Regions from separate parts of the Homo sapiens genome. Here region 1 is linked to region 2. The links are chromatin contacts, found by Hi-C or POLR2A ChIA-PET in ENCODE. All regions are on one chromosome and are shown on one strand. Each heading gives the region's core, a stretch centred on a gene start or an enhancer-like site at or near the end of the contact. The rest is flanking DNA. Distances are from core to core; before and after follow the strand shown.

Evidence for each region. Hi-C counts contacts between places; a loop is a spot of excess contacts on that map. ChIA-PET counts read pairs that join two places held with the same protein, here RNA polymerase II (POLR2A). Pooled maps may share reads with other maps.
Region 1: a loop to region 2 is called in a map of PC-9, with 4 times the contacts of the local background. The contact joins two enhancer-like sites. A Hi-C loop is called at or near these places in 3 of 168 maps with a recorded cell type or tissue (GM23248, PC-9 and prostate gland) and 2 of 50 pooled maps. POLR2A ChIA-PET finds 5 or more read pairs at or near these places in 2 of 52 experiments (both WTC11).

The regions. Positions count from the first base shown.
Region 1 is chr1:64,219,731-64,226,336 of GRCh38, reverse strand. It overlaps UBE2U (ubiquitin conjugating enzyme E2 U), which reads right to left. Exons shown (of 10, transcript NM_001366232.2): 6 at 5,430-5,478. Among named protein-coding and RNA genes, the nearest start is that of UBE2U, 19 kb to the right of the region's middle. Within about 2 kb of position 2,921, at least 3 of the 41 ENCODE cell types and tissues checked have a DNase peak (open chromatin) inside an H3K27ac peak, as active enhancers do.
Region 2 is chr1:63,920,142-63,926,354 of GRCh38, reverse strand. All of the region lies in intron 1 of ROR1 (receptor tyrosine kinase like orphan receptor 1), which reads right to left. Among named protein-coding and RNA genes, the nearest start is that of ROR1, 150 kb to the right of the region's middle. Within about 2 kb of position 3,279, at least 7 of the 41 ENCODE cell types and tissues checked have a DNase peak (open chromatin) inside an H3K27ac peak, as active enhancers do.

The DNA of each region.
Region 1 (6,606 bases), core at 1,672-4,171, 300 kb before region 2:
ATTAATCTGACAGATTAGTTTTGCCTGTCCTAGAACTTCATATAAATTGAATCACATAGTATGTACTCTTTTGTTACTGTGGTTTTTTTCACTCAACATAATGCCTGCATACTTATTCCCTATTGTTGCATGTATCAATAATTAATTCATTTTTATTTGCTGATAGTATTCTATATATTAATAAAGCACAATTTATTTATGCATTCAACTGTTGATGGACATTTTGGTTGTTTCTAGTTTGCGATATTATAAATAAAGCTGCTACGAACATTTGTGTACAACTCTTCCTGTGAACATATATTTTTCATTTCTTTTAGGTATATACTTAGGAGTAGAATTACTGGATTACAGGAAAGGTAATGTTTGACATTATAAGAAACTTAAACTGTTTCAAACTGGTTGTGGGCATGTAAAGTGATAAAACAAGATATGCAGCAATGTACGAAAGCTCCAATTACTCCATATCTTTACCAACAAATGGAATTATTCATCTTAATTTGAGTCAATGATGTCTTCTTTCAATCTTCTCCATCTCAGTAAATGACAGCAGAACCCACCCAGTTCAACCCCAAATCTAGTAATTACCCTTGGTCCCACTTTTTCTCACAACTCACATCGAATCAGTAATTCTCCTTCGGCGCAAGCCTTGAATCCACTCATTTCTCCTCCTCCATACCTATGCCCAAACCCTTGACCGAACCACCATTGTCTTGCCCCTGATCAACCAAAATAACCTAATAACTCTTCTCTTTGCTTCCACCTTAGATCCTTCACAAACTATTGCCCTCATGGCAGTTAAAAGTACTCCTTTTAAAAGTTAAATCTGATTCTGTCTCTCCTTTTCCTAAAAGCTGTTCAACAGTGTCCCAATTTCCTTACCTGGTATAATAAAATTAATCTAAATTCCTTACACGGTTTATAAAGTCCTAAGTGATTTGGCCCAGCCTACTTCTCTTACCTCCAGCTACCTCTCTTCTCTTTTCCCCCTTGCTGTGTTCTAGCAACAGCAGCCTTCTTACTGATTCTCTCACAGCATACAAATACTAAATTTAGGGTCTTCACATTACTCTCCCAATTTTTTACTCATTTTTCCTTTCAATTTCACAAATCTTGATTTTTCAAGATAATACCATTTACAAGTTTACTTCATAATGGTTCTCGAGTTATCTTTGACTAAAGTTATTATAATTACTTTCTATGTACTTAACTCATTTAATCTTCATAGTAATTCTATGAAATCAGTACCATTATTACTAGCATTTAATATATAAAGAAACTGAGACACAGAGAAATTAACTTTTCTTAGTCACATAGTAAATGGAAGAATTGGGATTCTCTCACTTGCTATTCTAGAAATGCCTTTCAGTTGTGTGTGTGTGTGTGTGTGTGTGTGTGTGTGTGATAATATCCTATACAGTATTTTATAAGGCACTCTTTTCATTTATTTTTTATTGTGGCAAAACACATAACTTTATCATCTTAACCATTTCTAAGTGTACAGTTCAGTAGTGTTAAGTGTAGTTACATTGCTGTGCAAGAGATCTCTAGAACTTTTTAATCTTGCAACACTGAATTTCTGTGTCCAACTTTTCACTTAATTTTTTTTTTTTTTTTGACACAGAGTCTCGCTCTGTTGCCCAGGCTGGAGTGCAATGGCGCAATCTCGGCTCACTGCAACCTCCACCTCCCGGGTTCAAGCGATTCTCCTGACTCAGCCTCCTGAGTAGCTGGGATTACAGGCACGCGCCACCATGCCCAACTAATTTTTGTATTTTTAGTAGAGACGGGGTTTCATCATGTTGACCAGGCTGGTTTTAAACTGCTGACCTCAGGTGATCCACCCGCCTCGGCCTCCCAGAGTGCTGGGATTACAGGCAAGAGCCACTGCACCCGGCCCGCTTACTTTTAATGTTAGCAACTATGTCTCCAGAATCATACCCAAAGGCTGCTTTTTGGACATTATTGCCTAAACCAATGTTTACTTAATCAGTTTTGTTGGACATTCTGTTTTCAATTTCTCATGATGTATAATTCTATGATGAACATTTTTGGAATCTCTATATATTTGTTTAAATATATCTATAAAGATAAATTTCTAGAAGTGGAAATGCTGTGTCAAAGGCATGCATTTGTCTTAGGATTTTTAATATGAAATGCAAAAGTTACACTCTTCTGTCTGTATCCCTCAAGTTTTGTCTCGTGCCTGCCCCTTTAAATGATTTAGCCACTCGCATACAGGTGTATATTTAGCATGTTCACCATCTATGTTTCATTTTCATCTCCTCTCATGATTACCGAGCAACCAATCCTCCCCTCCCTTTCCTCTTCTAGTTTTTATCTCAGCTCCTGATAATCTTATTTTGGTTGCCCCTGGCATTCATGATTCATTTTAACTTTTTATTTAGGTTGTCAAAATGCATTCCCCTGTGTCAGGCTGTTGGAAAGATGTCCTGCTGTAGCTCCATTCCTGTTGAATGTGCTGTTCCCTCTGCCTAGGATCCCCTGGCCCCATAGTCTATCAGTGAATCCCCATTCTGCCTCTAGAAGCCACTTTGGCATCACCTCCTATGAAAACTTGTCTTTATATGTTCGTCTCCCAATCCCTGCCAAGCCTGAGTAAGATGTTTCTCCCTCTGTGCTCCCCCAGCATCTTGATCTTACGTCTGTCATAGCACTTACTATATTATATTTATGTACTACAACAATAAACAGTCATGGCCCAATAAAATGCTGATTGCATTTAAAAGAGGCAGTTCCACTTAAAAGAGGCCCCAGAGATGGATGACTTAGTGAAAAACTGAAGGCCTCTGAAGGAAGCCTAGAAAAAATAAAAACCACAGGGGAAAGTTTCTGCTAAATATGACTCATTTTAGATATGATTCAATCTGCCCTCAGCATTCTTCCCTTAGCCACGATCTTGATACCTTCCCTGTGGTCTTCCAACTACATTCTCTGGTGGCAAATACTGTCTACATTGACCTAATGGATCGACAGGCCTACTTCTTGCACTGTCTCCCTTTCAGAAGAGGAACATCTTCTGATACTGTGCAACAATTAATACAAAATAAAACAAATAATTTGTATTTATGGAATGGGGAAAAAAGAAGAGGGCTTCCAATGCTAGAATATAAATCTCGTGAGGTTAGGGATGACATATTAATCAGGTGTGTATCCTCACACTGGGGCACAATGCCTGGTATACAACATATGCTCAGTGAATTCATTCTAAGTACGTGGATGACTACAGTACATTCTAAGTACATTCTAAGTACTAGCTGTTCTCCCAAGGGCTGAAAACCTGTCTGTAAGTGGTATCCTATAGACCACTGCAAACATCCCAGATGACTAGCACAAGTTCAAGTCACCTTCAATTCCTGAACATCAACTAGATTCCCCCAACTATACTGTACCCAGTTGAATAGACCTTGCCTAAGTTTTGCTATGTCTTTTAGAAACCGGGGGTCCAACTGCCTGGATATATCTTTGGAATACATTTCTACAGCCAGGCCAGTTCTTCCAGCTCATGAAGTAATGCAAAGTTCTAAGCATATGGCACTAGACACACAATATTAACAGCAGCATCTTTCTTTGAATAATTTCTGCAAGATCTTATTGTGAATGCATTATTTAAAAACTAAGAACTAGACATAACTGAGCTCTGTTTCAGAGCAACTGTACCAGGGGCTAACATTAGAATTCACAGACACACAACGAAGTGCAGCCTGATACACAGCATGAGTCTAGCGTATCATTGAAATCTAGACTGCATTGCCTCAAATAAGTATTACCTAAAGGCTTCTCTAGGAAGTTCAGGCTGGCACAAGGTGAATACCACAAATCAGACCTGATTCTAGCATCATTTATCCTTGGTTTGGCTCAGAGGACCTGCTGAAGCTGAGACCACAGAAGGTCTTCTGCTCTGTTCTTACTGCCTTATTAGTAAACACGGGCACTGTATCTTTATGAACTGCAAATAACTATACCATAAAGAGTAATAACTTTTGATATCTAAGGACATTCATGTTTTAGGTGATAAAACCACCTTTATGCATTGAATATTTATCATAGGCCTATTTTATGCCAGGATGGTCAACCACATTGACACATTTAAGGGGTGGCAATGTCCTCTATTGAATACCAACTTAGTGTACCATTAACTAGATTATGCTTACCTTTCTGCAATTTTTCAACATTTTTTCATGAAGATAAGCCACTTAAGTTTTTGTGTTTTTTTTTTTTTTTTTTGAGATGGAGTCTCTCTCTGTCGCCCAGGCTGGAGTGCAGTGGCACCATCTCGGCTTGGCTCACTGCAAGCTCTGCCTCCTGGGTTCACACCATTCTCCTGCCTCAGCCTCCCGAGTAGCTGGGACTACAGGTGGCTGTCACCACGCTCGGCTAATTTTTTTGTATTTTTTAGTAGAGACAGGTTTCACCATGTTAGCCAGGATGGTCTCGATCTTCTGACCTCCTGATCCACCCGCCTTGGCCTCCCAAAGTGCTGGGATTACAGGCGTGAGCCACTGCTCTCGGCCATAAGTTATCTAATTTTACTCAACTTTTATACAGAGCTAGTCAAGGAAATATGAGCTAAAGTAAACACTGTTACAACACTAGTTAATTGGCTGTTTTCTAAATCTGATTGACTATCAAGATAAAGCTGATGGAAATGCTCAAGAAATTAAATGCCGCCGAACCGTATGTGTGTTTCTAGGCCTATACCTTGTTCAGGTGTTCAAGATGAACTGATGCCACATTTACAGACTGTCTCCCAAAAGGTACAATGGCTTCAGCCCTAACTCTTACCATTTTTATCTAGACCTTATCTTCTCCTAAATTGCTTGAATTTTTGTGATCTATAATGATCTGTGCTGATTTTGTTGACAATACATTCTTCTCTTTTCAAAAATATAAAAAAGGCAAGATCGGCCGGGCACAGTGGCTCACGTCTGTAATCCCAGCACTTTGGGAGGCCGAGGCGGGTGGATCACCTGAGGTCAGGAGTTCAAGACTAGCCTGACCAACATGGTGAAACCCCATCTCTACTAAAAATACAAAAAATTAGCCGGGTGTGGTGGAAGGTGCCTATAATTGCAGCTACTTGGGAGGCTGAGGCAGGAGAATCGCTTGAACCGTGGAGGCTGAGGTTGTGGTGAGCTGAGATTGCGCCATTGCATTCCAGCCTGGGCGACAAGAGCAAAACTCCATCTCAGAAGAAAAAAGCGAGATCATGTAGTTACATTTAATTTTAATTCAACTAGAAAGAATTCAAAATTTTCCATGTTCTTTCTGAAAACAATATTTTAAAAAGATATTATAAGATGTTTCTAAATTAAAAACAAACATTTAATTATGATGAAAAACATAAAGAGTTTAAATAAATAGTCCTTTTGGTAAATAAATCGACATAAATTGTATAAAGAAAAACTTACCTGATACATTTACGTGGGTCTTTAGGTAACTCCTGGCTGTCATCTTTCACTATAAAGAAAAAATATGAAAGGATTCTGGTTTACTTGGAGATTGAATATATGGCTTTATGTGCACTATTTCCAAAGCCTCAATAAAATGGTAATAAAGGAATAAAAATAAGATATAAAATCTCAAGGAGAGCAAAAGAAAGATGACAAGAAAATTTTTCAAGATAGAAAGCAGATGTCAAGTGGTAACTGTCTTAGCAGGCCATAGAAATTTGAAAAAAAAAACTGCTTGATGAGAGGAGACCAACGAAAAGCAAATGGATTCGCACTTCAGAACCTGTGAAACAGTTCAGGAATTGAATGTGCCAGATACCTCTGGAAGGAGGGGTAAGAGGGAGAGCACAGACAAAAAACTTATACCCTCATCTTGTGCAATCACATGATGACCACTGCTCACGCAAGAAGGAAGATATTTAACCTCTGGAAAAACTGGGCCAGAGAGACTCAGGACTGGAGGACAGTAGAAACAAAACAGGATGGAGTAAGAAACTGAAAATGGAATAAATCATATCGAACAGACAAGATTCCTGATTCTCTCCCCTCGTCCAGCTGTCAGAGTATTAGCAGTGCTCTCTCTCTCTCTTGCTTGCACTTGCTCTCTCTCTCTCTCTCTCTCTCCACAAGCCTGGCAGATTCCTCTCAGGAGAAATAGTTAAGTCTAATGAAATGGCCAGGTTCTCACTGAATAATTCTACAATGAAATAAAACTGTCAACAAGCCCAGCCTGTATTCAGAACTTCCAGTCTTTTTAATAGTCCATTCATCATATGTCCATCATAAGAATGGATAGTCAAAGATCACTAGACATTTGAGCAAGGTCAATACCATAAAAGAGAACAATCCTAACCACAAAAAAAGAGAAAAATAGGAAACAGAAACATTTTTCTCAAAATCTTCCAGAATATACAACGAACAAAGAGATGGATAATAGGAGAAATTTGGTTTTAAAAAATTAGAGGATTGGCTGCACGCAGTGGCTCATGCCTGTAATCCCAGCACTTTGGGAGGCCAAGGCAGGCAGATTATGAGGTCAGGAGATCGAGACCATCCTGGTTAACATGGTGAAACCTCATCTCTACTAAAAAAATACAAAAAAATTAGCCAGGTGTGGTGGCGGGCGCCTGTAGTC
Region 2 (6,213 bases), core at 2,030-4,529:
CAGAGCCCTCAGAAATAACGCCACATATCTACAACTATCTGATCTTTGACAAACCTGAGAAAAACAAGCAATGGGGAAAGGATTCCCTATTTAATAAATGGTGCTGGGAAAACTGGCTAGCCATATGTAGAAAGCTGAAACTGGATCCCTTCCTTACACCTTATACAAAAATCAATTCAAGATGGATTAAAGACTTAAACGTTAGACCTAAAACCATAAAAACCCTAGAAGAAAACCTAGGCATTACCATTCAGGACTTAGGCATGGACAAGGACTTCATGTCTAAAACACCAAAAGCAATGGCAACAAAAGACAAAATTGACAAATGGGATCTAATTAAACTAAAGAGCTTCTGCACAGCAAAAGAAACTGCCATCAGAGTGAACAGGCAACCTACAGAATGGGAGAAAATTTTCGCAACCTACTCATCTGACAAAGGGCTAATATCCAGAATCTACAATGAACTCAAACAAATTTACAAGAAAAAAACAAACAACCCCATCAAAAAGTGGGCGATGGACATGAACAGACACTTCTCAAAAGAAGACATTTATGCAGCCAAAAAACACATGAAAAAATGCTCATCATCACTGGCCATCAGAGAAATGCAAATCAAAACCACAATGAGATACCATCTCACACCAGTTAGAATGGCAATCATTAAAAAGTCAGGAAACAACAGGTGCTGGAGAGGATGTGGAGAAATAGGAAAACTTTTACACTGTTGGTGGGACTGTAAACTAGTTCAACCATTGTGGAAGTCAGTGTGGCGATTCCTCAGGGATCTAGAACTGGAAATACCATTTGGCCCAGCCATCCCATTACTGGGTATATACCCAAAGGACTATAAATCATGCTGCTATAAAGACACATGCACACGTATGTTTATTGCGGCATTATTCACGATAGCAAAAACTTGGAACCAACCCAAATGTCCAACAATGATAGACTGGATTAAGAAAATGTGGCACATATACACCATGGAATACTATGCAGCCATAAAAAATGATGAGTTCATGTCCTTTGTAGGGACATGGATGAAATTGGAAATCATCATTCTCAGTAAACTATCGCAAGAACAAAAAACCAGACACCGCATATTCTCACTCATAGGTGAGAATTGAACAATGAGATCACATGGACACAGGAAGGGGAATATCACACTCTGGGGACTGTTGTGGGGTGGGGGGAAGGGGGAGGGATAGCATTGGGAGATATACCTAATGCTAGATGATGAGTTAGTGGGTGCAGCGCACCAGCATGGCACATGTATACATATGTAACTAACCTGCACAATGTGCACATGTACCCTAAAACTTAAAGTATAATAATAAAAAAATAAAAAATAAAAAATAAAGAAAGAAAAAGGTGTCATCTGGGTGGAGGAAGTTTTTTCTTAAAAAAAAAAAAAAAAAAAAAAAAGCATCCCCTTTGCTGGTCCAATCCGCAAAACCTTCCACCGTTCTCAAGGGCTGATGAGAAAATGTGGACAGGGTCAGGCATTCTCCAGATTTAGATTAGATGTCACTCCTTTAGAGATGACTCCCTGATCCTCCAGAAGAGGGCCTCCTACAAAATGCTCCCAGGCCCTCCTGTGCTGCTCTCTTGTTAAATACTTGTTTCAATGGAAAATTCTTGCACTCAGTGCCAGTCTTCACTGTCAAACTTTAAGCTCGGTAAAGGCAGAGCCAGGTCTTTCATGGTTAGTTGCTATGAGCCCAGAGTTCAGCACATAGAGCAGCACACAGTGAGCTCTTTTCAAATAACTGAACGAGTGAATGAAAGTATCGGGAGGCAGTAGGCTGTATGAGATGGTCTCTCACCATACCGCAATGCTCTGAAGACGAGTGATTCTTCCACCCACCCCTTCCCATCAGGCCTGTCCATGGCCACTGGATCCCAAACCTCGGCTTGAATATAGACATTGAAAGACTTCCCTCTTATTTTTAAAAATTCATTTCTACTTATTTTTAATATATAATAAAAAATGTATTCATTCAATCAATCAATATTTGCTGAGTGCCTCTTATACAGCAGACACTGGTTAGAACTAGTGCTGTAACCCTGGCCAGAGTTACCTTCTAGTGGGTGGAGATAAACTGTCAACAAATACATGAGAAAACTTCAAGTAGTGCTGAGTACATGAAGAAAATTAAAACACTGTAATGTGTTAGAAAGTCACTGGGGGAGAGAATGTGGTGAGTTTCTACGGAGAGGTCAGGTGGTTCTCTAAATGAAAACCTAAACCCATGCTATCTGCATCTGGAATAACCTGCACAAAGTGAACTGTTAACCAGATACCAGAGGTTGCTAGCTTTATAGTCTTATGAAATGGAAGAACCCCGTGTTTAGAGCTACAAAATTTCCAGCTATGCAAAGATCTTGGAGAATAGCATTCCAGGCAAAGGGGACAAACAGCACATGCAAAGGTCCTCAGGCCCCCTGGTTTTGGTGCATCCAAGGAAGAAAAAGAAGGCCGTCATGACCGAGGCACAGTGAGCTGGGTATCGAGGGGCATCCAGTGGAGGTGGGTAAGTGGGCAGGGACCACAGCAGGTGGCAGTTTGCAGGGTAAGGGGTACAGATTGATTCAAAGTGCAATTGGAAACCGCTGAAGAGTTTTACAAAAGCGAATGAATGATCTGGTTTATATTTTAATAAAATCACTCTAGATGCTCTGTCAAGTGGGAGTACAAGCAGAAGACCAGGTAAGAAGCTAGTATAGTAATCTAGGCTAGAGGTGAAGCTGATTTAGACTAAGGTGGTAGCTAGACACAATATAGATAGGCTTAAGGCATAATTTAGAAGTGTCAGAATTTGTGATGACTTCTGAGAGGAGAGGGAAAGAGAAAAATTAAGGATGATGTAATCCAGAAGAAAGTAAGCTACAACAATCCTCTTTGCCTGGGTACCTACTGTGATCTGGCACCACTGGCTCAATTAACCCTCACAACTCAGAGAACGGAGTACTATCCTTATTCCCACTTGCAGGTGAAAAACTGAGACTCAAAGACATTGAGTAACCAGCCCAAACCAACAGGACCTTGCGTCTCCAGTGTCAATCACCTTTTCAAGATTCCACATGGCCTGGGATCCTGTTCCAGAGTTACAAGGAAGTTTGCAGAAAGTTTTGGGGGGGAACCCAGCACTCTGTGGGTATATTAAATGCTTTCTGAGCCAAGAGGGGCTGAAGTGCCACGCTGGGAAGCCCAAGGGCAGGTGTCACACGCAATCTGTTTTACATCAGTCGCCCAGGGTTATTTCAGCCCCGTGATCTCACATGCCCCGTGACATGATGGGATGTGACAGGGCCAACCCAGGAGGCCCTACCAACAGCACAGGAAGCTGGCAGTTGTTTTCATTATTACTATCATTAGAATCAAGTAGCTCTTTTCCACTGAGAGCCACTGCTAATTTCTTAGCCGGATGGTCACTAACACTGGTTAATCCATGTAATACAGGGGAATATGGAAACAACCCTCAGAGTTGGAGCTGGAAAAACCAAGACTAAAGTCCACTTAGTCCTAAACACTTGGAATAGTTAGGCTGTGTATAAGTCTCTTAACCCTCTAAGTCTCTAGTTTCCTCTTCTCTAAAATATGGGTAACAAAACCATCAACATCACAGCACTACATGAGGATTACCTGGATAAGCTGTGTTAAAGCTCATCATCATCATCATCAATACTAAAAAGAAAAAGCCTGCTGTCTTCAGTTGCCGCTCTCCTCTATTCCTAGGAAAAGTGAGCTGTAGAACTCTTTATGAAATTCTGCAAATTAAGAATTCAAAGAATTCTGGAACAATTCTCCAATTCTGTTGCAAAGAGACGGATGTTTGGCACAAAATCCTGGGCTTCGACATAAACTCATGCTATCTACCTCTGGAATAACCTGCACAAAGTGAACTGTTAACCAGATACCAGAGGTTGCTAACTTTATAGTCTTATGAAAAGGAGAGAATCACGTGTTTTGACCTACTAAATTGAAAAGACTTACCTTTTACAAAGAGAAACAAAACCAAACCCCAGGCAAGTGAGCCTGTCTGAGCTTTAGGTGCCTCATCTATGAAATTGGAACAATTTCATAATTCAGACTACCTTCCTCCTAGGAGTGTTGTGAAGATTAAGTAAAATAACTCACATAAAATACTCAGTAAATGTTATGTCCCTCACTTCCACTCCCCAGCCCAGAGACTTTCTTTATTCTTAATGGGTTCAGTGCAAGAAGGACAAGCTGTGATAGTCTAGGGGTTTCTATTGGTAAAGAAAAGGCTGAAGTGGGCTGCTCTGAAACAGCATGAAGCCAGAAGCTCTATGCATCTCCTGAATACAGAATAGGCTGAGAAGCATAACAAGCCCTCAGAGAGACATAAACCAAAGTGGGAGCTCCTGAGATACCCCCTCTTTCCTGCCTACTGCTGAAGACAGACTCTATATTTTTTAATTATAAAAATGCACATTTGCAGTGTTTCTTTGGTTTTCCCAAGAGCTTTTGTGCATCCTGTCTCACTTCTGCAGTCCTGGGTGGGCAGAGCAGATGTTTACCAGTCTGCTTTGTAGATGAGGATATCGGGACACTGAAAGGCTCAGTGATTAAACTAGGTCACATAGCAAGTCTGTAAATGAGCCCTGATGAGAACACAGGTTTCCTGACTTCTAGCCTCCCACCCCACCCGCCCCACCCCACTCTCTCTGCCGCACCTTATCAGTCATGTTCCTAGGATAGCGTACATTCTTCCTTTAACTTTAAGGTGTGTTAGCATTGTAAACCGTGCCATTGGGCCTTAAGGTTCCAAGCTCTTAGATTCCTTTGGTGCACATGGTAGCGACAACAACCATAATGATCATGTTAAACTGGGGCCTGGGGCCAAATCCAGGCCTACTGCCTCTTCTGGTGTGAAAGTGACAATATGTTCCTGTCTTATCCTGCTTGTATTTCCTCTGCCATTTACTTGGTTCTCTAAGATCTTGCTACTTCAAGAGGTCACCTGGATGTGCAGCGTCGCCACCCCCATGAGCTTGTTAGAAATGCAAACTCGCAGGCTCCACCACAGCACTTTCAAATCGGAATCTGCATTTTACCATGATTCCCAGGCGATCCAAACGCACGCTGAATTTAATAAGCACTGCCCTGAAGAACTCAAAATGTGTTCAATAAACCGTCAACACAGAACATGGAAGGTGATAAAACACCCATACTGGCAGTTCAGAGGTGATTACCGAGTTACTTCGATTGTCCTTTAATCATGGTGTCTGGCACACAGTAAGCACTACATAAACATTTTTAGAACTAATTGCTGATTCATTATTTAATAATTTAGTCCGTTTGTAGGGTCTGTTCATCACCCTTCTCTCCTACTGCTCCCTCTTCTGGAGAGTTAAATGAATTTGGACATGTAAAGCACTGAGAACAGTGTCTCCCACAGAGTAAATGCCCAACAAGTGTCCAACATTCTTACTAACAGGCCATGAAGGTAGCTGCCTTCCTAACTGACCACTTTGGCTGTAAGAAGGAATGTGTAACACGGGCCACCTTGGGGCTTTGTGGGAATGCCACTTGGTTAAAGGAATGCAAACTTATCTTAAGAAATAGACACTCTGAAGCATACTTTGTAATGCATAAAAAAATTATTCCAGTGGATTCCAGGGAAATGATTAAGTGTCCAGGAGAGGTGGGCTGACAGATTATCAGTGTTGGTATGTAAACTATGTTTGGCAGAGTAGCGAAAAGCAAAGCACTTCCTCATATCTGTATCTGCCTCTCGTCTTGCTTTTGATTTGAAGATAAGAGACTCTGGAGTAATGAATCATGGTGGTGGAGAATGGCGTGATGGACAGGCCTCCTGAATCCGGTCAGACAGACACTTCTGTTTCAAAGGTAGCCTTAAGCATTAATGAGCCTTCACTTGCTAACCACTCCACCCTCTTGCCTTGTTCTTTGCCACTACACTGACTTTGCTCTTACCATTAAACCATACCTATGAGACGCCTTCCTGCTATTCTTTCCTTACCCATCCTTTGAAAAACCAGCTCAAATAAATCCCTCCTCCCATCACCAGTGCTTCAGCCTGAGGTCTTTCCTTCCTCACTTATTTGGCAGCTGGGTGCTGTTTTGTTGTTTAATTTTTTTTCCATTTAATTTTCCAAGTTACACCAAATATTCCACCAAAGCAGGGATTGCATCTGATATTTCTTTGAACTTTCCCATCCTGCCCA